Regions from separate parts of the Mus musculus genome. Here region 1 is linked to region 2. Evidence: chromatin loops called from intact Hi-C (ENCODE). Cell type or tissue: left cerebral cortex. All regions are shown on one strand. Each heading gives the region's core, and the rest is flanking DNA. Links, peaks and the distances in the headings are about the cores only. Region 1 has its middle 9.8 kb from the start of Xpnpep2. Region 2 holds the start of Apln (apelin).

Region 1 (11,043 bases), core at 1,221-9,220, 64 kb before region 2:
TAGACTTTTATCCTTTATTCTACCATCCCAAATCTTCCTGTTTTTCTTGTCCACTTATTAGCATCTCCTTGTCCCAATTTCCTTCTTATTTGATCCAAACTACATTTTCCCTCAGTTCAGGTAATTCCACTACATATAACTCTTCTGCTCCTTTTCCATCTATCCTCTCAGTGCTCCTGCCCCCAAGACCTTTGTACATGACATCCCTACAAAAAAGGTGCTCCCCTGTGTGTGTGTGTGTGTGTGTGTGTGTGTGTGTGTGTGTGTGTGCGCGCGCGCGCGCACGCGCATATGAGTATAGAGAATACAGGTAGACATCAGATGTCCTCTTTGATCATTTCCAATTTTATTATTATTATTTTGTGTAGTATGTGTGTGAGAGTAGAGTCACCTGTGCTCCATGGTTCACACGTAGAGGTCAGAGACAACTTTCTAGGATTGGTTCTGTCCTTCCACCGTGTGAGTTGTAGGGCTCAAAATCAAGCTATCAGGCTCACCAACTGCTTCAGTCCTCTGAGTCCTCTTGTTAATCCCTCAGTTTGATTTTTTAAACAGGCTCTCTCACTGACTCTTCAGTTCATCTATTTGGGTAGACCGGCTAGTGAATGAGTTTCAGGGATCTGTCTGTACCGCCTCCCTGTGCTGAGACTATAGAGGTTATACCTGAGTTTTCCTACTTGGATGCTGGTGATCTGAACGCAGATTGTTATGTTTGCATGTCCAGAACTTCCCTAAATGAGCCATCTCCTTTTCCAGACATTTCTTTTTTATTTCATATGGACTTCTGTTTGCATGTTACCTCTACAGAGAGGCCTTCCCTGGTCTCCGTGCTTCAACAGTACTTGTCATCATCTATCCTGTTTTAATTACTCTTCGGAGCATTGACTTGGCATTATGTTCTGTAGGTTATGTTTGCTTTTGTTCAGTCCTATATCCCAAGGCCTAGACTACTGTTGTCATTTAATAGGCAGTGAAATAATAAGTACGAATTGAGGGAGTGAGTGTGTGACTCCCAAGGCATTTGAACCATCTGTCTTCTCTGTGGGATTGAGGTCACTTCAGACTCGCAGTGCCCAACCTTGGTGGGCCTCCTGATACTGCTTGACAACCCTTTTCTTTTTCTTTTCTTTTCTTTTCTTTTCTTTTCTTTTCTTTTCTTTTCTTTTCTTCTTCCTTCTCCTTCTCCTTCTCCTTCTTCTTCTTCCTCTTTTTTTTTTAACTTAATCCTGGGTCAGCTCCATTTCCCATGATCTTCGTTAGCAATTCCTGGCACTTAACCTATCCTCCAACCTTGAGTCAGCTTGCTTCCCATGACTAATGGCCATTTGGACTGCCTGCGACTTAGAATTGTTAGAAACAGGTATGGGGAAAATCTGTGGACATGTAGAAGGATTTATCTAGGATCCATACCTAGAAATAGAAAAAGTACATTTTCACTTTAATGGATTCTGCCAAATTGTCTGGGCCAGTTCACATCTGACCAGCAGAGTATGAAAATAACTCTTTCCATAAAGTCATCAATGATGGATATTATTAATGCTTTAAATTTTTATCAATTTTCTGTATGCATGTGCATACACATAGTTATCTAAAAATAGTCATTTATAACTTCTATGGTTTGTGACTTACTTCCAAGTGAAATGGTATACTACATTTTCTTACAGAATTTTAGGTGTGTGTGTGTGTGTGTGTGTGTGTGTATGTATGTGTATGCATGCTTAGATCATTAATCCAAGTGGACTTTATCTTTAGATTTGAAAAGAAATATAGATCCAACAATATTTTGGGCTTTTCCTCAATTTTGACAACTGTTCCCACACCATTTATTGACGGGTACATCTTCTGCTCTGTGATTTGTAATGCCTTGCTCAGCATGCATTGCAAGTTAGCATACACACGAGACTACACTAAGCTCTGGCTTGTTCCACTGATCGGTGTCCTGTGCCAGTATCCCACAGGTTTGTTGACTGCAGTCTGTGTTGTGTTTTGATAGCTGGTAGTAAAAGCTTTACTCTATGTTTTTCAAATACTTTTTGTCATGTTACATATTTTATTGTCTACATAATCAGCTCATCAAGTGCTATAAAAACCCCTATTATTGTTGGAGTCAAGATGGCTTTAGATGTTTCGATTAATCTCAGAGACAAAAGAACCTCATTGGAACACATCTAGTTTTGTTTTGTTTTGTTTTTCTGTTTTATGACTTTCCATGTAAAGTTTCCCTGGCCACTCTACTGAAGGTACTCGTGCAGAAGTACCAATGGCTTTCATGGTGCTCCCTAATTGATAATGGGGCTCACCTTGAAATGAGGCAGGTTTTGTGACTTGTTTGAAAATGAGCAGATGGTGAAGTGATTTTCCACTTTCCCCACCCCCGTGTGGGACTTTTCAATTGGGTTAATTGATGTGGGGGGGGGGGGAATCGCTCTAAATGTCAACAGCCTCATCCCACCGAGGCCTGGACTGAGGATAGAGAAGGCAAGCAGAGCGCTAGCCCCCATTTCTCCGATTCTCAGCTGCAGATGCAATGTGAGCAGCTGCCTCACGTTCCTGCCACCAGGCCATCTGGGCCATCATGGTCTGTACCTTCAAACCTGGGGGCCCAAACACACTTTTCCTTCCTTAAGCTCCTTTTGTTAGATATTCTGTCACAGCACGGAGGAAAGTAACTAACACAAGCACGGCTCCCCTGAGGGTGTCTTCAGTATCTTCAGAACTTCTTCATCTGACTAATTACTCCTAAAGATTCCTTCTCCAAATCCCAACCCACTGGAGACAAGAATCTCCACATGAGAGTTTTAGGGGACACAGCACTGAGTGCTTAGCACACTGAATCAATCTTCAAGAGGCTATGCAAGCACTCCAACTACCCTGGGAATGTCTAAGCTTCCGGGGAGCTCAAAGCAGCTTATGAGCAAGATGGCTTGGAGAGATGGTGAGACCACCACAGGAGAGACATAGATGCTCCACCAGCACCCAACTACATTAGCTATCCTCTACCCCACCTCATTCCCCCTCCCCCAATGCCCTGGTTCTGGCCACTTTCTGTACCACATGCGAGACCCCCAAGTTAGATGATTCCCAAGCCACAGACACCTTGAGAGAGATCAGGTTAATGCCATGGTGTCTGTTGCTTAAAGTCAGTATGTTTTTCTTACTTAGCAATAGCCTTCTTAAAATAAAGGACCACTTTTAGAGTATTGATTTCACTGTGGCAGCTCACCTAAGAGAGCTCTCCCCTCCTTTTTTATCCTTGAGAGTTATTTTTAGTTTTCTCCTTGTGGCCATGGCTGATTCTGGCCAGGCATGTCGACAAGGGCCCATAATGCCAGCACTCTGGAGGTCCAGGTAGGCGGAGTGTGAGCTCAAGGCCTTCTCGGGCTGCGTTGCAACACCCTGTCACAAAACAAAACGAAATAAATCAAGACAAAGCTGACTCCATTCATGGTTGCTTCTTCCTGTCCTCTTTCTACACAGTTTGCTCTTTTCGTGATCATGTCTGAGCCTCAGGGTTCTCTCCTGATGACTAACACTTGCTTCGAGATAATCTCACTCATCTATAAGCCAACACCAACTCAGACTTCTTTCATGAGCTCTGAACTCAGGGAACAAATTGCCTACGTATGTCATAGTCAGCAAAACCATATGTGTTTGTTCCTTCATTGCCCTCACACTACCAACATGTCCCTGTGGGCCCAGATGTCCAAGCCATCATCCCGAGGGCCATTTCAGATCCCTTCCTCTCCTCCATCTCCAGGTTCAGGGAAATACCCTGTCTAACCTAGTCCATCTCTTAAATGCATCTAAAGGTTGTCAGGTTCCCGGTGTTCTCACTAACTGTTGCCACAGACCCTGACAAGCATGTCTGCCTTTATCTCTTCCCCTCCAAGCTACCCTCCACGACACAGTTGGTGGCTAATAATCTAGAGCTTTAGAACTAAATAGATCTGCATTTGTGGCTCATCTCTGCCCTTCACTGTGGCTTTAGGCATGCCATTTAATTTTCCAAGTCTTAGTTTCTTCAGCGGTAAAATGGGAACAATGATATTACTTATTTGCAAAATTGGTGCCAGCATTCATTAAAGTAATGTGTGTGTGTGTGTTACAGCATTAGGCACACAGCAAATGCTCAATACATGATAAAGGAATGTTTTTAAAATGGGATTTAGATGAGAATATGTGTGTTCATAGTAACTCACCTTCTTTGCTGAAGACAATTCTGGTCTCATGGACCCCATCAGCTGTAGCAGGGCTATGCCTGGTCTAAATAGGAAAGGTTTCATGTGTGTAGATTAGGGACAGGCATGACATGCACACTGTTGGAGAGGTCTGAGTGCAGCAAGGGCTGAAAGAAACTGACCATTCTCCAGGAGCTGCTTTTACTGGCCCAACTGGGGCCAGCACATCTGGAGCCACACAGCAGAGGGCAGCAGAGTTTGGTGCGATTGCAGCCCTCTGGCTTGGATGAGAAACCTAAAGGAAGAATCTGGGGAGTCTTAATCCCACATTAGAGTTTGGCTAGAGCTGTCCAGGGATAGCAGTTTGTTTTGGTCAGACCCCAGGACAAGGGACTGAGGTATATATTTACTTATCACAGCAGACTTGGCCTCCAGGTCCTCTGAGAATCCCTCAGTCCCTACTTGCCCTTAACCCTGAACTTTCTAACCCAGAGGCTCTTCCCTATATAATCCAGACATTTTTGTCTCCTCAAGGTCTCTCTCTCTCTCTCTCTCTCTCTCTCTCTCTCTCTCTCTGCATGTGCTCTTTCTTTTCCCCTTCTGCGCTCTTTTTCTCCCCATGGCAACTTCCCTGTTCTTGGTCCTTGAGGCAAGGGAACTCAACCTAGAGCAACTTCCCAATAAACCTGCCTTTAATATAATCGAATTTGTCTTGAGTTGGCTCAATGGCTAAAGGCACTTGTGGCATAAATCTGATGAACTGAGTTTGAAGTCTAGAACCCATATGGTGGAAATTCAAGTTGTCCTCTGGTGTTCACGTGCATGCTGTGGCACTCACTGTCACACACACAAGTAAATATATGTTTAAAGAATTGAAAACAACAAAACAAAGCTGAGGATTAAGGCAAGGGTTAGGAGACTCTCGTATTTTTCCCCCATTCTTCTCCATTGTCTTGGATGGGAATTCAATTTTAGGAACTCAAATCCTGCTAAGTGAAGTGGATTTTTTTAGTTAGTCCTTGTGTGAGGTAAATGCTGTAATTTTTCTTCTCCCATCTATAGCTTACCTGCTGTGTGACATTTCTTCATGTGTGAAGTGTCCAGTGGATGGATGGTTGGTATTCTCCTACAGAGAATTCCTGCTGACATGTGTTTTGTTTTAGGTGGCTTCTTTCCCAGCCGGTCCAGCCTCTTCTAGGTTGCCTTCCTATACCACATTGCCAGTGTGTGTCCAAGGACAGTGAGAGAAAGTGAATGTAATCCGAGTCATTGAATAATCCTCTATCCAATTGTTTTGTACTATACTGTTGCCTTTTGTTGATTAAACAGTTGTTCTGATTCATCGTCAGTCTTCAAGGGAGGTGTTCGCCCACTCATTCAGTCAGTCATGACCGAGTGCCTGCTGTGTGCCAAGCAGGATGCTAAATTGCAGGGATACAGGAAAAAAAAAAAGCATGAATGGTCTATGCCCTGAGGAAACTGCCACTTAAATTACTACCCCTCAGGTAGAACTTGGCATCTCCCATCTTCTCCATCCCCATTGCCTTAGCTTGTGAGCTCATCATTTGCCTCTGTCTTGGAAAGCTGCAGCTGGTCTGCCAGCTTCCTCCTCCCTTTCCGACCCAGCTGCACGCACACCACTTCGATGACGGAGGACAGACTCTGCTTTTGAAAACATCCCTTTCAGCATGTCACATCCTTCCCCTGCTCAACCTGCTCAGAATCCTTCAGTGACTCCCCACTTCCTGTCAAATGGGCTACACATGCCTTCACCACTTGGCCAAATTCAAGCAGCTGTAGGAGCTGATTCTGCCCTCCTTGCTGTGCACCTATCTCCTATGCATCCCTCTGCTCCAGCACAGGCCGTCTTCTCACTATCCCCATGGGCTGCCAGAACATTCCTCTTATTTATCTCTACTTATCTGTCTGTCTGTATGTCCATCTGTCTGTCTATCTATCTATCTATCTATCTATCTATCTATCTATCTCTTGTCTTCTATTTCTATCTAACAGGGTTTTGCTATATGGCTTGGAGTGGCCTCCAGCTTGCCATCTTCTGGCATTCTGGAATGACAGCACATCTCTGGCCATGAGAAGCTCCAGGCTGGGTGCTATGTCTTACAGGATTTTCCTCTCTTTTGATCTCCCTTCTCTGTGACCTTTAGTCCAAGCTCTAGCTGATGTCAGGGCCAGATAGAGATACTTTCCAGGGCGAATGCTTTCTATTGCTCATCCATCCTTTCAGATGCCATTTTCAGAGACGCGTATCTGGTACCAGAGAGTGTGGCTCGGTGTGTTACAAAATATCATGTCACAAAATTGCCATAATACTCTCTGAAGTTTATCTCTATTAGGCCTACCTTTCTAATGAGACAGGCTTGGGAAAGTTGGGTATTTAGAGTAAGGTTGCATTTCCAGAGAGGCCTGCCTAAGAAACAAGTGTTATCTCAAGAGAGAGGCCATTATCCCACAAGTGGACCATGCCACCAGCTTTTCCTCTTTTTGGCAACCTAAGGGCCAACTCTACATGCTTGTTAAGCTCTTTAACAGCTGGTTTTTAAAAAATGTATTGTTATTTATCCTGGTTCTGAATCTCTGTTTCTATTTTGTCATTGTTATAAACAACCTCAAAAATTTAAGGGAGACAGGATAAGGGCTAGTAAACCTAAGCCAATACAATCTCCTTCTCCTGTCTCCATTCCCAGTGCTCAGCAGGGAGGTGGATGCCCAGGCGGGGTGAGTCTTGTCATCCTAATGCCGCATCAGGCCTTGAAGGAAAGGCAATACAAACCAGAAGCCAAAGGTCAGTCCCTTCTGTAAAAATAAAAGGGCACAGAGTCTCTGTCAGGTCCTCTATCAAAATGCCAAAGCGTGACATGGACTCTCTTTCCTTCCATGGCTTTAATTTGTATTTTGGGGGAGCCATCAGGTGGTAAGGGATGACTCATGCTTTACTTATGTTTCTTGTTTATTTCCTTTCCTCGACCTTCAGATTGTTTTCAGCTTACTGTTTGTTCCGGGTTTTGACAAAGCACGAAGGTACATGACTTGTGTCGGTAGCTTTTTTTTTCCCCTCCCATATCTCCTCGGGGGGGGGGGGAGAATGGAAAGGAAGTGACAGTATTCTAAAACCATCTTTTATTCCATTACTGGCTGGATTGCACCTGTTACTAAGACCACCTCCCAGTCATATCCTTTTACAGTAAAACCCCATGAAAAGAACTCCCTGAGTACCACCTGCGGATGGCTTGGGCTCTACCCGGCCTTACTTCTACTACCAGTAAAGAAATGGATCGCATAAGTAAGCTGTGAACCTCGGGCCTCCAAACTTCTAGGAAACAAAGGTCGTTGCTTGGGCACGCCCGCTTTCGCTCAAGTGATTGATGCCGGAGAGTTTTCTCATTTCATTAAGGCAATCTCTTAAGGCTTCGAATAGGCACAATTTGTCAGCCTTCCTACAGTTACTGGGGATGATTTGCAGCTGTAAAGCTTCATTTCCTCTTTTATTGCACCCATTTATTTACGGGGAGTGATGGGCATGTGCCACCACCCACATATTGAGCTCAGGGGTCAATTTACAGAAGTCAGTTCCGTTTTTCTGTCTTGTGGGTCCTGGGCATTGAACTTGGGTCATCAGGTTTTGCAACAAGCACCTTTACCTGCTGAGACATCTTGCTGGCCCCTAGCTTTATTCATTTATAACCTACAATACAGATGGTCCACAAATTTGAAAGGCTATCTCCAATTAGTTTCAGTAAATGAGGTTGGACTGCATTCAATAGCAATTTATTGATTTCTTTCATCAGACAAATCACTCTTTGTAGGCAAAAATTCCAGAAAGACCAGATTAGTGAGCTGTCCTCAGAAACACAGATGTAGTGTGCATCCACCTGTCTGAGTTGGAACTTTAGCAGTGGACATCCCCGCTCATTGATACAGACAGACACATTTTTGTGGCTTTGCCTTGTGTGGTTAAAACTACGGGCTAAAGTTCAGAGATAATATACGGCTAGGATTGCGTATACGGCAAGTTGTGTGTGGTGCCTGCTAAATTGCTTTGCCTCTTGGTTTGGAGCCCCTTGTCTGGTGATTGATTGCGTGCTAAACCTTTGGATGAAAAGAAGGGCAGCCAGTTACCAGGGCCCATTCTGTGAACAAGGTCAGGAAACGTTCTGAGATAATACTGCTACACTATTCACAATAGCCAAGATATGGACCCATCTCATCAACTGATGAATGGGGAAAGACAATGCTAGATGAAAACATTTTTTTTTTAAAAATTCAGCCATAGGAACAAATAAATCATGTCACGTATAGAAAAAAAAGAATGGAACTGGAGAGCATCATACTAAGTGAAATGGCCTGGAATGTAAAAGACAAATATCACATGTTCTCTCTCATATATGGAATGTAGGTTGTGTGTGTTTTGTGTGTGTGTGTGTGTGTGTGTGTGTGTGTGTGTACATATGTATACACATATCAATTGGGATTTGGGAGGATAGAGAGGACCAGTATAAGGGATAGAAGAGAGGGTGAATGGGAGGTAGGAGAATGGAGAGATGGCTCAGTGGTTAGGAGCACTTGCTGCACAATCATGAGAGCCTGAGTTTGGATTCTGGTATCCATGCAACAAGCCATGTGTCCTGCAAACCCCTATAGTTACAGCTTTGAGTGATTCAACTTCTCTTCTTGCATCCATGCACACATAGGGCACATGTATCAGAACATCCATGAGCACACACGCGTGCGTGTGCACACACACACACACACACACACACCCCTAAAATAAATAAATATTTTTATTTTTTTCAGAGATTTTCTTTTTTAAAAATTAATTTATTTGTTATTTACTTATTTTATGTGTATGGGTGTTTCACCTTCATGTATTGTCTATACACCATATGTGTGGTTGATGCCTGCATAGGTCAGAAGAGGATGTTAGGTCCCCTGAAACTGAAGTTTCAGATGGTTGCAAATCACCATATGGATGCATCAAGCTGAACCTGGGTCCTCTGGAAGAACAGCAAGTTCTCTTATCTGCTGAGCCATGTCTCTGGAAGTTCAAGGTCTCTTTAAAGAGTCTACTAAGGGGGCTGGAAAGATGGCACAGTGGTTAGGACTGCATATTGCTTCTTGCAGAAGACCAGAGCTGCGTTCTCAGCACTCATGTTAAACAGCTCACAACTGTCTGTAACCAGGTTAAGGGGAGTCCAACTCTTTTAGCCTCCAAGGGCGACTCTGCTCATATGTAAGTACTCACACATGTAGAATCACATCCATATACGCACATGAAAATTAAATAAATGAAAAACCTAAGAGAGTCTACTAGGACTGGGAAGAATGGCTCAGAGGTTAAGAACACTGAGTGCTCTTCCAGAGGACCCAGATTCAATCTCCAGCACTGATATGGCGGTTTACAGTCAGCTGTGTAACTCCAGTCCCAGGGGATCTGGTGCCCTCTTCTGGCCCCTAGAGGCACTGCATGCACGGACATACATGCAGGTGAAATACTTCATACACACAACAAACAAACAAACAAACAAACAAACAGAGTCTACTATTATCATCCTAACTGTAAAAACCACTTATAATGCTTTTAAAGAGCCAGGTGGTGGTGGCGCATACCTTTAACTTCAGCACTCAGGAGGCAGAAGTAGACAAGTCTTTAAGAGTTCGAGGCCAGCGCTGTCTACAGACCTAGTTTCAGGACAGCTAGAGCTACAAAGAAAAACCCTGTTTCAAAGAAAACAGCAGCAGCAACAACAACAACAACAACAACAACAACAAATGTTTTTAAAGAGAGAGAAAGGTGTATACATCATCAAAATACAGAATATGCCTGTATGAAAATGTCATGAGGAAACCCGTTGTTTTGTACAAAGAATATATAGTGATAACATTAAGACTTTTTCAATAAGCAAGAGGAGGAGGAGGAGATAGACCAAAACCAGGCTGAATTAATGGTAGGGCTCGGCTAAAAGCTAGGGTGAGACCCTGTAGCTGCAGAACTGAGCAAGGGGTCTTCCTTTTGTAATCTTGACTGCCTGCTTGCAGGTAGCTCTATAGTTTACCTGAATTTAAAACCTAAGATATCTACAGCAACTAGGAGGGGCTGGAGAAGGAAAAGGCTCATTTTTGTAGCAGTTGTTGGAGCAAATAATAATAATGATCAGACTCCAAATAAATCTTTGAAATACGAGACTTTCTTTGCTATGGATTTTGATCTCAGGGACTCTAGCCATAGGGTGCTCGTGGGGTTTGTTCAAGACAAGTTGTCTATTTCTATCTTCCATCTCTACTGAGGGCAGAGAAGAAAGGTAATGGGCTGGGCCCCCTTGGGCCACACATGAGTTATGAAATGACAATAGAATTACTGCTTCAAATGCTAGGGAAATGGATTTCTCTGATCTCTTGGGAGGAATTGCAATTACCAAGTTTTGAAAAGCCCTAGGAACATGTAACTGAGGGCTGCTTTTCATTTGGGACAGGAAGGGACAGCCACGAAGGGTGAGACTGATAAGTGAAAGGGCGTGAAGCACCATTTCCCCCTGCAGGATGCTGCAGGATGCTGCAGGATGCTGGAGCTGGGCTGGGCTGGAGAAGATGCAGCAGGAGATGGTGCTGGTGATGAGGAAATCCACCCTACTTGACCTAAATACTCCAAGGACTCTATGAGCTCATTACTATTAGCGTCTTTGCTTTGAAAATCAGGAATGTGACAAGAGAGAAATGCAGAGCCCACCCTGCTAGTGGGCTGCTGAGCTGGGGCTTCCATTTCATTGTCTTGAAGAGTTAGTGCTATTGTAAAGACCAAGTTTGTCTGGAGCAGTAGAAAGTCAAGGAGAGGAGGTGGTGGGGGTGGTTG
Region 2 (11,043 bases), core at 903-8,902:
AAATGTATGGTATGCTATGGACCCAAGAAGTAAGAAGTTGCAGCAGTAGCTGCTGCCGCCTCCTCCTCCTCCTCTTCTTCTTCTCCTCCTCCTCTTCCTCCTCTTCCTCCTCTCCCTCCTCCTCCTCTTCCTCCTTCTCTTCCTCCTCCTCTTCCTCCTCTTCTCCTCTTCCTCCTCCTCTTCCTCTTCCTCCTCTTCTCCTCCTCCTCTCCCTCCTCCTCCTCTTCCTCCTCCTCTTCCTCTTCCTCCTCTTCTCTTCCTCCTCTTCCTCCTCTTCTCTTCTTCCTCCTCCTCTTCCTCTTCCTCCTCTTCTCCTCCTCCTCTTACTCCTCTTCCTCCTCCTCTTCCTCTTCCTCCTCCTCTTCCTCCTCTTCTCCTCCTCTCCCTCCTCCTCCTCTTCCTCCTCCTCTTCCTCCTCTTCTCCTCCTCCTCTTCCTCCTCTTCTCCTCTTCCTCCTCCTCTTCCTCTTCCTCCTCTTCTCCTCCTCCTCTTACTCCTCTTCCTCCTCCTCTTCCTCTTCCTCCTCCTCTTCTCCTCTTCCTCCTCCTCTTCCTCTTCCTCCTCTTCTCCTCCTCCTCTCCCTCCTCCTCCTCTTCCTCCTCTCCTCTTCCTTCTCCTCCTCCTTCTCTTTCTTCTCCTCCTCCTCTTTCTCCTTTTCCTTCTCCTTCTTCTTCTCCTTTTTTTCTTTTTCCCTAAAATTTTTAAAATCTAATTTTTATTTCTTTAAATTATTTTTTACTTATTCACTTGACGTTCCGATAACTGACCCCTTCTCAGTCATTCCCTCCCACAATCCTCCCCCCTCCCCTTCTCCTCTGAGCAGGTGGGGGCCCTCTTGGGTATTTCCCCACCTTGGCACTTCAAGTCTCTGGGAGGCTAGGTACTTCCTCTTCCACTAAGGCCAGACAAAGCAGCCCAGGTAGAAAAAGATCCCACGTACCAAACTGCACATCTGGTGCATATGTACAGGGAGGCCTAGCTCCGGCCCTGTATGTTCTTTGGTTGGTGATGCCTAGTAGTAACAGGAGAGTATGAGCTTTGAGGTTAGGCAGACCTGAGGAAATGAGTGGAGGTGATAAAGAATCAGCCGTGCCTCACTATGAGGAGTAAATTAGTTAATACATTTAAAACACTTGGGATGCTGTTTAACACATAGTACTTGTACAATAACTATTTGGCTCTCATCATTGCTATTAGTATCATCTACGGGGACAGGTAGAGAGGACTGCAGCAGGATCGCACTCTGAGGACTCAGTGGATGGAACTTTGACTTGGGAGTTGATTTTTGAAAGCAAGCTAGCTCTATTTAGAAAAATGCAAAATGAAAGTCACCAAAGAGTCTCCTTGCTTGACAGGGTAGAGTTTAATGCTGTTAGAGGGAACTTCATACCTGGAAGTTAACTTTAAGTCACTATCACACTTGAAGTCCCTAGATCCTGGACTCATTAGATTAGCCTCCAAAGGTATTGACCCTTCGGGGACAATAAGATAATGATCAGTTTTGCTGGCTATTAAGAAGACAGATGCGGAGGAAGCAGGGCAAAGGCAAAGGCCTTCCCACCTGATCGGGTCCTGGAGGCCAGAGGGCAGACTGCCAGATAGGGGGAGGGGGAGCTTCGGCAGCGGAGAAAACTTACATTGAATGTGCACCCACTCTGGAGGGAGACTTGCTAAGTACTTTCCATGCATTATCTCATTGAACTGCTCAACTATAGCTCTCTGTTCCTGCTGCTGTACCAAAATGTCAGAGACAGGGTAGTTCATGTACAGTACAAATATATTTCTCACCCTTGAAGAGGCTGGACAGTCCAAGATCAAAGCACCAACAGGTTTTCATGTCTGGTGACAGCTTCCAAACTCTCTTCACTTCCAGTATGGCACCTTGAGGGTTGCTTCTTATGAGGTGGGGGTGGGGTAGGGATGAGGTGTAGGAGGGGAGCCTTTCACTGCTGTGTTCTCACATGGCAGAAGAGACATGTATTAGTTTGGGGGTTGTTGTGACCAAATAACTTTTAAAAAAGCTAACTTCAGGGAGAAAAAGATTTATTTGTGATGCATGGTTTGAGCAGGTATATTCCATCATAGTAGAGAATTCATGGTACCAGGAGTGGGAGGTGGCTGGTTGCATTACACCCATAGTTAGGAAGCAGAGAGATGAAAATGAGTGTGTTCTGCTTTTGTCCACTCATTTCCTCCCCACCCCCGACTACTAGCAAGTACTGGGTGTTGAATCTAGGATCTCCTGCATGTGAGACAAGGCCCAGACTCATTTTCTCCTTTTTATTCAGTCTAAGACACTTCCTACTCAGGATTTGTGCCACCCACATTCAGAGTGGCTCTTCCAATGTCAGATAAATCTCGCTAGAAATGCCTTATAGACACACCTAGAGGTTTCCTTCTTAGGTGACTCGGTACTCCATCAAGTTGACAATCTATCACAAGACCGAAAGGTAAGAAAAGAACATGGGAGCTGGGTGTGGTGGTACAGGCTCTCAACTCCAGCACTTGGGAGGCAGAGGCAGGCATATCTCTGAGTTTGAGGCCAGCCTGATCTATAGAATTAGTTCCAGGACAGCCAGGGCTACACAGAGAAACCTTTTCTCAGAAATAGAAGAAAAGAACATTGGACTGTTTCTTCAACCTCTTTTATAAGAGCTCCAACTCACTCATGAGGATAGAGTCTTCATAAATTAGTTACCTTCCAAAAAGCTCCTTTGAAAACTATCACCTGGGGGTTTAGTTCCAACAAGAGTTTAGAGGGATATATACCTGTACTGTGCAGAAGAAGCCTGGAAGCCTCAAAGGGGCATCTGGAGCCACACTGCATAGGTAAGGAATTGAGGAGCAGAATTTAAAATTGTTAACCAAAATCTCAGGTTAGGAAAATAAAAAGACACACTGCGCATACAAATCCACAGTACACAGAGGTAAGTAAGTTAACTGAGCAGCTAAAGAGCCGATGGTAATGATGTAAGAGACCATGGAACTGTATAGTACATTGCTGATGTGGGGGGACTAATGACACACTGCTCTCACGGAGGACAGCCATCTCATCTCTGTTCCCAACAATACATACACCAGGCTGTGTCCCCTGCCTCACATGGATGCTAACTCTTGTCAATGGGCCATGTTCTATGCTGCTTAGTACCGTAGCCACCAGCAATGCATATATGGCTCAAGCAAGTGAAATATGGCCAGTATGACCAAGGGACTGAAATTTTAACTTTGTTTAGAATGTGGTTATTATCTATCATATTAGAAAGCAGTATTCTAGCCACTCAGCGAAAGTCATGCACATCCCAGTAAACATGCAATAAAATATGAAAGTTTCTATTAAGTTTTGAGAGGCACTTATTTACATGTGCACAGGCTTGCTCCGTCAGGAACGGGAGCTATGTGTTTCCTAATAGTGACTCTGTGAGGGCTTCTCACTTTGTACAGTGCCTTCAGACACATGATCTCATTTGTCCCTATAGCACCATGGAGTGGGAAGAGCAGAGATTATCCTTGCCTAAGATCCAGTAAGTGTAGGTAAGGGCAGTGATGGCCTACAGCAGCTACATCTAGAAGACAATGTTTCTCGTTCTCACTGAACTGTTCTTTCCTGTAGGAGAGGGGAAAAAAGAGTGACATTCTACCCATGCTGGCTGTTCATATTCAGGGTCCCTCAGGTGAAGAGAGATTCTTCCTGGTTCCTCTTCTATTCAATATGGCCAGTTGGACCGCAGACGACCATCAAGAACCCCACCTTATTCCCATCTGACTCCCTTGACTTATTTGAATAGTTACTCTTATATTCAGAATCATATATTCTGAAGCCCGTTAGCTCTGAGGCTGTGTTCTGGGCCTGGAGCTGCATATATATATATATAAAAGGTCACTTTCTTGTGGACAGTTTTGGCAGAGAGACTGATAAATGTATGTATTGGAACGTTGTAACATTTCAAAGATATTTCATACTAATATAGCATACCATTTCACATCTTCTGCGGTACAGAGAAACCCTGTCCAATGTACCTTTTGTGTACATTTGGATGTACACATGGAGCAAACTGCCTGGCTTGCTGCAAGGTGGGAACACCTTTTGATTTAGTCTTTTAATATGTGTTGAGTGCCACCTATGTGCAGAGAATGATATTGGGGACTTTGGAGAGACCTGGAAGATTGGGACCGTTAGGGTCCTGTCTTAAAGAGTTCCCAATCTGGTGCATTTCTTTGGGGGAATCCCAGGCTGTAAAAGGAGCTAAGCATCTAGAGTAGAAAGGCAAATGACTCCAGGCCCTCTTATAATAGGGAATCCCAGTTGAGTGTAAAAGAAATCCAGCTGAGTTTGGAAGGAGCTGGGAGGATCCTCCCTACAACGAGACAAAACTAAGTTGGGGTCAGCTCCAAGCAGCAAGAAGGGGAACATGGTAGAACCTGCAGAATGCCTCCCCACAGTAAAGAGGAACCAGGGGGTAGCATCTCAGGTTGGGCAGGGACAGAACGGTGGCCTTTAGATTGGGTGGGATATTGAGGTTTTGCTGTATGCATAAAGAGCTTGGTCACCGAGCCCACCAGTCCAGGTAGAAGGTACTCGCTAGGGGACAGCAGGAGATATGAATGGTGGTTACCTAAGTTTTATGCACAACCTAGGCAATCACCCCCAATTCTAATTCAGTTGAAGATGCAGAGGAAAAAGGCGGAGTAGGGGAGGTCTTGAGCAAACCCATACTTGCGAATGCAGTGTCAAGGAAAGAAAAAAAAACATAGTTAGATTCGGAAATGGAGGGAGGGTGTTGTGGGCAGCCCAAATAGGGTCCTTCTGCAAACGCCCAGGTATCCTGACAGCTGTTAAGGAAACCCAGGTGAGAAAGGGTTAAGAGTGCCCCTCACTGTTTCAAATGGTTTACGTGTTTGAAATCCTTCAGGTCTCTACAAACCCTCTGGACCCCGGCCAGGCAGGCATTGTCCGGGGAGCAGTTGTGGGTTGTCCGAGCAGCCGCTCGGCCTTTGTTGTGGGGCCACCTCTGGGTTCTCTCTCGCGCCCTGGATAGGGCTGCAGCATGCTTCCCGGGAGGGGGGCGGTGCGGGAGGCTCACTCCCTCTCCCTCTTCCTGCCTCTCTTCCCCCCCCCCCCAACCCCCCCGCCTCCTAATGACCACATGACCAAGTGGGCTCGCGGCCAAACCACAAGCTACAAAATGCAGACCCCGAAGTGAGCAGGGAAGCATTCTCTCTAACAGCCTGGACCAACGGGTAGTTGGGAGTCGCGGGCAGAGCAGCGTCAGCCACTTAGAGAGTTTTTGCCGCCGACCCGAAGCCACCAAGGCCAGCTTCGCGGCGCTGCCCCGCGGCGGCAGAGAAGGCTGCACCAAGAGCAGAGGCAGCGAGCAGGAGTGGGGCAGGCAGCCAGCGGTGCGGCTGGGGCGCTCACCCTCCCGCGGTCCGGGAGCCACGCGAGCTCCGTGCCCGCACGCGCCAGCCCCGGCTCGCGCCTTTCTTTGCGTCCGGGTGCCCTGCCTCTCCGCCCACTCGCCGGCTCCTCTGGGCTGCCGCGGACCGAGTTGCAGCATGAATCTGAGGCTCTGCGTGCAGGCGCTGCTGCTGCTCTGGCTCTCCTTGACTGCAGTTTGTGGAGGTGAGTGCGTGCCCTCCTGCTCGCTTGGGGCTCTCCCGAGGTGCAGCCTGCGCGGTCCTCTCTTTCCGCCCCACGCGCGCTCTTCCCGCCTCCAGGGAAACATGGTGCGAGCCTTGCAGGAGCAGCCACGCGCCAGCCACACCGGGAGGCCTATTGACAGGGCATCTGGGGCCACGGGGCGACATGCCATGTAGGCTTTGCTTCCTAGGACAGCGCGCGCGGGAGGGGGGGGTGTTTCATGATTACCTTGCATATCACCACTTAGCCCCCAGCCCCATGCCCCTCGTAGTTTAAAGTACTTAGGACCACAAACTTACACCTTATGTCCTGCACCCTGCACCCCAAGTGGGGGTGGGGGGAGAGGATGGCGGTATGTCCAGCTCACCTCGTGAATCAGTGGAGGTGGCTGACCTGAGCTGAGTGGGGTCAGGACTCCATGTTGAAGGTCTCTGGGTCTTAGAGTTTAGGGGCCGCTGGCCAGTCCAGGGGCTCAAGCTACTGGAGATGATGTGCCAACATGTAGACGTGACACTTGTTGCATAGTCAGGAGCACGCTGCGGGAGCGGGGGCGGGGGCGACCGCAGTGGCTAGTGGATCCCAGCTGTTGCTCCTTTAGCCTATGTGTAAGCAGAGGCAGCGTCCTTAAGGCAGATCTGGACTGGACAGAGCCAGGCTTATCTTCTGTACTCCAAGGTCCTGGATGATTTTGTTCTCTGCTCCATTGTGGGACACCTGGCCCCACAGCGTTCATCTCTCCGGAGACTTGCTTCTTCTTTATTCTGGCTTCCCCTTCCACTCTTGTCTCAGGTATAACTTCGGTCCCCAGTCTCCCGGTACCAAAACCCAGGAAACACAGGAACTTGATCTGATAACCTCGGTGCAGCTCTGGGAAACGGAATCCCTTCACCTCTACCTGTATTAACCCCCTACCTGGAAATTCTCCACACCAATAGATAATCCCTTGTCTACTTCAGTCCCCGGGTCCTCAGTGTCCCAACAGCCCCTGCCCGGTCTGCCTGTCCTCTGTGGGTCAGAGCCTCCTGGGGCTGCCAGCTCCCACCTTCAGCTGCCCCAGTCCTGTGATCTGGCTGTCACAGTAGCCTGCCTGGCACAGCAGAAAGGGAAGGCCAAGACCAGGTGGACAGTTACTAGTGCCAGGGCTGGAGTCACAGGGAGGTGAGAGTGGAGAGAGGGAGTGAACAGGACAGCGAGTTTCCTAGAGGAAGGGCCCAGGAACTTTCTTAGTTTGAACACCCCCTCTCCCCAACCCAAGAACAGGAGGATGGCACACTGCCCAGAAGCCTCTGGGGTTCTGGCCAACTCTGCCTGCCTCTGTGTAGCCACCTCCTTTCTGCTCTTTTGTTCTTTGGCATTGCCCCGAACTCAGAACACTGTCGGGCTTCTCAGGAAAGTACATTGGCCTGGTTGATGCCTCCTGCCTCCAGGTGATTTCCTGCAAGACCCTAGCACCGAGGCAAGACAGTCTCCTTTTGAGGAAGAGCGGTAAAGACTTTCTCCTCAGAAATTCCTGCCAGCCAGGCAATGGCCGGAAGGGAGCAAAAACTATGAATAAAGCTACCACAGCAGCCTGCCCCTCCATGGGAGAACCTACACAGCCAGTGTGGTTGGCAAGACAAGACATCTTCATCATTTAATTTCAGGCCAATAGCCCAAGGTGGTGCCTTTAAAGAAGAAAATGGTTGGATACAGAAAGGGTACCCCAGAGGAGGCTGGACCACCTGAAGCTGCATATTTCCCCAGAGGGTATAAGGGAGACTTTGACTAGAAGATACTCTGTGAACCCTTTGGGGTGCAGCTGTTGGGGTGTTACTACTAAATTCATGAGATGATTTCAAGGAAGTTAAACCGGCTGCCAGAATACACTGGGTTTCTGGTCTAGACCCTGAAACTTCTTGTCCTGTCTTCTCCTTTTACATTAATTTTTTTTTGCATACTCTAACCATGTAGGCATAAGTATCACACTTACATTTTATTAAAGACTAGCGTTGGCTGCTTCCAAAGCTCCTACTATTTTTCCACCTCCTGATCACTCCTGAAACCAAGAACGACCCTTCCTTGGAGTTGGCCACCAGCCAGAGGTTCAGATACACACACGCGCTACTCCTGTATCCTTGTCTAGTAAAAGGAGCCCTAGAATCACTTGCCTTGTCCCTCGAACAGACTTGCATGAACTCTCCATTGCCAGAGTTCCCAAAGTTCCAGGTTCTAAAATGGTGCTGCTTCCTCCCCTCCCGCTCTCTGTTCTGACTTGGAATGTTCACCCTACCTCCTTCTTTGCCCCTCCTCCAACCACAAAGACTCCTCACTGCCTCCTGACCTGGGAGACACTTTGCTCTGCAGAGACTGAGAGTTTCTGGGGCCTCGCCAAGTGTCCCTTGGTCTCTGAGCACCACTTTCTCTCCTTCTACTCCCTCTTGCCAGCGTCTGCTCCAGTATGCAGTGTAAGGACAGCTTACTGTACCCCTCCCACTGTGGAGGACATCACTCTGTCCCCAGTTTTAAACTCTAGGCACCCTTGGAACCTGAGCCAGGCCTGTCGACAGGAAAGGCTAGACAAGCGGAGGTCAGGCTTTCCAGAGCCTGATCCAGAGAAGCAAAGCTGGCAGTAGAAGACAGCACAGTGTCTTAGAGAAGGTCAATGTGGAGGCAACCAAGAGTGCTTCATATCCCAGAGTCACATGCATTAGTACAGAGTAGTAGATGGAGTAGCGTCATCACAAGTGGGACCTCTGTCAGAGCTGTGGGTAGACTTTTAAAGCAATCACTATACAGGCTAGAACCTAAACAAGAAGACAAGTGCACCATTCCTGCTGAGGTTGGCATGTTCCTGAAAAGTTGCACAGACTTTCTTCTTCTTTCTTCTTTCTTCTTCTTCTTCTTCTTCTTCTTCTTCTTCTTCTTCTTCTTCTTCTTCTTCTTCTTCTTCTTCTTCTCCTTCTCCTTCTCCTTCTCCTTCTCCTTCTCCTTCTCCTTCTCCTTCTCCTTCTCCTTCTCCTTCTCCTTCTCCTTCTCCTTCTCCTTCTCCTTCTCCTTCTCCTTCTCCTTCTCCTTCTCCTTCTCCTTCTCCTTCTCCTCCTCCTCCTCCTCCTCCTCCTCCTCCTCCTCCTCCTCCTCCTCCTCCTCCTTTTTTTTTCCGTCTCAGCAGGGTTAGAGTTCAGGTTGCATGAAAATCAAATCTGCTTCTTCCCCTGGCTGCAGTTCTCAGCTTGAAAATGCTATTGTCTTACTCTCGTGGACAAGGGCTCCAAACCTCTTGGCTTGAGATTCTCTGGGAAACAGCTCTTGCTTCCTTTTAAGCAGAAAATGAGCTGGAATGGCATATTGAAGTGTACTGGGGGGTATTCCCCCATTTCTAAAGGGGAAAGCCTTTTGTACAGCCAGGACCTCAACAGTGATGAGAATCAATGGCCTCTAATTTGTTCTTTCAGACTGGACAAAGCCAGGGTTTCAGGTATCAGCTTATCTAACTAGACTCAGCAGTAAAAGTAGGAAACAAGGGGGTGATGGGATCAGAGTGCAGGAGGAGCGCACAGACTTCCTGTGATGGGGAAGACAATGAGCTCCAGCCCGATGGGATGGCAGAGGCCATACGGCTTCTGGGGTGGCTGCTTTCCCAGGCCTGGCAGAGCCTCAGACAGCTCAGGGTAGATCTTCTCTGTAGGTCTAGAGTCTAGACATTTTCCTGGCCTGAGTCTGAGCCACTGGTAGCATGCTGCTCATCCTGGCTCTTGACCTCCCTTCCTCTAGTGCCCTTCCCTCAAGGCCTCCCTGACTCCCATAGACACTGACAGTCTCAGACCATGAGGACATGGAGTGGGGTGATACTTAATCCCTCCTGGCACCATCCATTCATACTTTCTGTACCTCTAGGATACAATGGCCTGGACCATTGTTCCAAATCCAGTAGTTGAAGGCAGGGGCATGAGAACCAAAGTCTCACTGTTTTAAAAGGCCCATAGGGTCCTTCTCTTATGCATGGCCACATGCTGGACACAGTGCTTACCACCTCATACCTGAAATGTGTCTCTGCTTCTGACTTAGCATCAGCATCACTCAGAGCAACCCTCAAGGCTCAGGGTAAGTGTTGATGAGATCTTAAAACTGAGGACAGACATCAGCAAGATCAACTGGTAGGAAAGTATAATGGTGCTCCCCCAGCCCCTTCACAGACGGTAGCAGGAGAGCAGCTCTAGGTCAGACAGAAGCAGTCCCTAACCCTTAATTCTTATGGGTTATAGGTTTAGAGGTTCAGTTGACGCACTAACATAACACACTTTAACCATGAGTGCGGAAGTGTGGCAAGTCAACCCTTATAAACCCCTGGGTTTTCCTTGGACAAGAATGGAAGGGTGTTGTATGGATACAGAGTATGTGCATGGAGACGTACAGAGGGCAGTATGTGTAGTGTACTTGTCTGGCCCTAAAGTCTGTGCAAAGATGGCTCCAAGGACAGACCGTGCCCAATTTTCATCCAAGAGGATGCTAAGTGCCTAGAAATTGTGTGCAAGCTGAAGAAGGTCAAGGACCAAGGGGTCAAGGAATGAGCTAGAGTATGGGGGTGTTGGAAGCAGGGAGGATTGGGGGAAGGAGGAGTAATCGACTGGATGCTATATGAACTGTGAACCAGTGATGGGAATTCCTTCATGGATACCAATGAGATTTGAGGAACATGGATCCAGCTGAAGGCAAATCAGATAGTGTCTAGGGAACAGAGGCTGGTATTCATTATCACTGAGAAGAACAGGCACTTCTGTGTTTCTGAAGGCCACTCTCATACTCAGGCATTGCATAAGCATCCTACTCCTCTGCCTCTTCCCCAGAACCGTTTAGTCTCTGCACACTGTCTGCTTCTTGTGTCCAAGAGTGTCTCTGGGTACTAGCTCAGCTTTCCTGGCTGCACTGCTGGCTCTATGAGAGTTGGCAAATGTACCTTCTCCCTCATCTTTCCCAAGAACATTCTGCACAACTTGGATTCCATTGTTAGGGCTCAGTGGCATCATGACTTCTGCACTAAGCCAGATGTAGGCAGATGGAGACAGGAGCCTGGGCGAGCATATTAGAAGCCAGGTGGCCTTAGAATGGAAAGAGTGTATATCAAATTTTGGATAGGAGGTGTGATCCAGAATGGTAACCCCAACAACCCAGCCCTCTCTTGGTGTAGCACAGTGCCACGGGTCACAGTTCCCCCACTCCTGTATTTCTTAGCTTCTAAATTTGGTCCCAGGCTGAGTAGAACCCAGAACAAAGCAGAAGGAGTTTGTTAAGTCCCAGCCACACTCTCAAGGAAGCCTTGGGAACAAGGAAAAGCCTCAAAGATACCTACCTGCTGGTAAGGTGCTCAAGATGGGGCAGAGGAGGTCTCTAGCACACAGAAGTGGGTCAGCTATCAAAAGATGTAAGCA

Evidence for each region. Hi-C counts contacts between places; a loop is a spot of excess contacts. Peaks named below come from ENCODE experiments on the same cell type or tissue, not always from the same donor. Only the 100,000 strongest peaks of a DNase experiment are listed, where the experiment ranks them.
Region 1: a loop joins it to region 2, with 2.0 times the contacts of the local background. A loop is called at or near these places in 14 of 42 quality-filtered maps.

Annotation. Positions count from the first base shown.
Region 1 is chrX:48,093,441-48,104,483 of GRCm38, reverse strand. No RefSeq gene overlaps it. Among named protein-coding and RNA genes, the nearest start is that of Xpnpep2, 9.8 kb to the left of the region's middle. In left cerebral cortex, for the core only: a CTCF peak has its summit at 4,410 (motif pointing right); DNase peaks (open chromatin) are centred at 4,421, 5,596 and 5,794.
Region 2 is chrX:48,029,016-48,040,058 of GRCm38, reverse strand. Apln (apelin) reads left to right here and starts at 5,206. Exons shown (of 3, transcript NM_013912.4): 1 at 5,206-5,620. The coding sequence starts at 5,554. In left cerebral cortex, for the core only: a CTCF peak has its summit at 4,119; DNase peaks (open chromatin) are centred at 5,937, 6,936, 7,194, 7,214 and 3 more places; H3K4me3 peaks cover 1,487 bases; H3K27ac peaks cover 548 bases.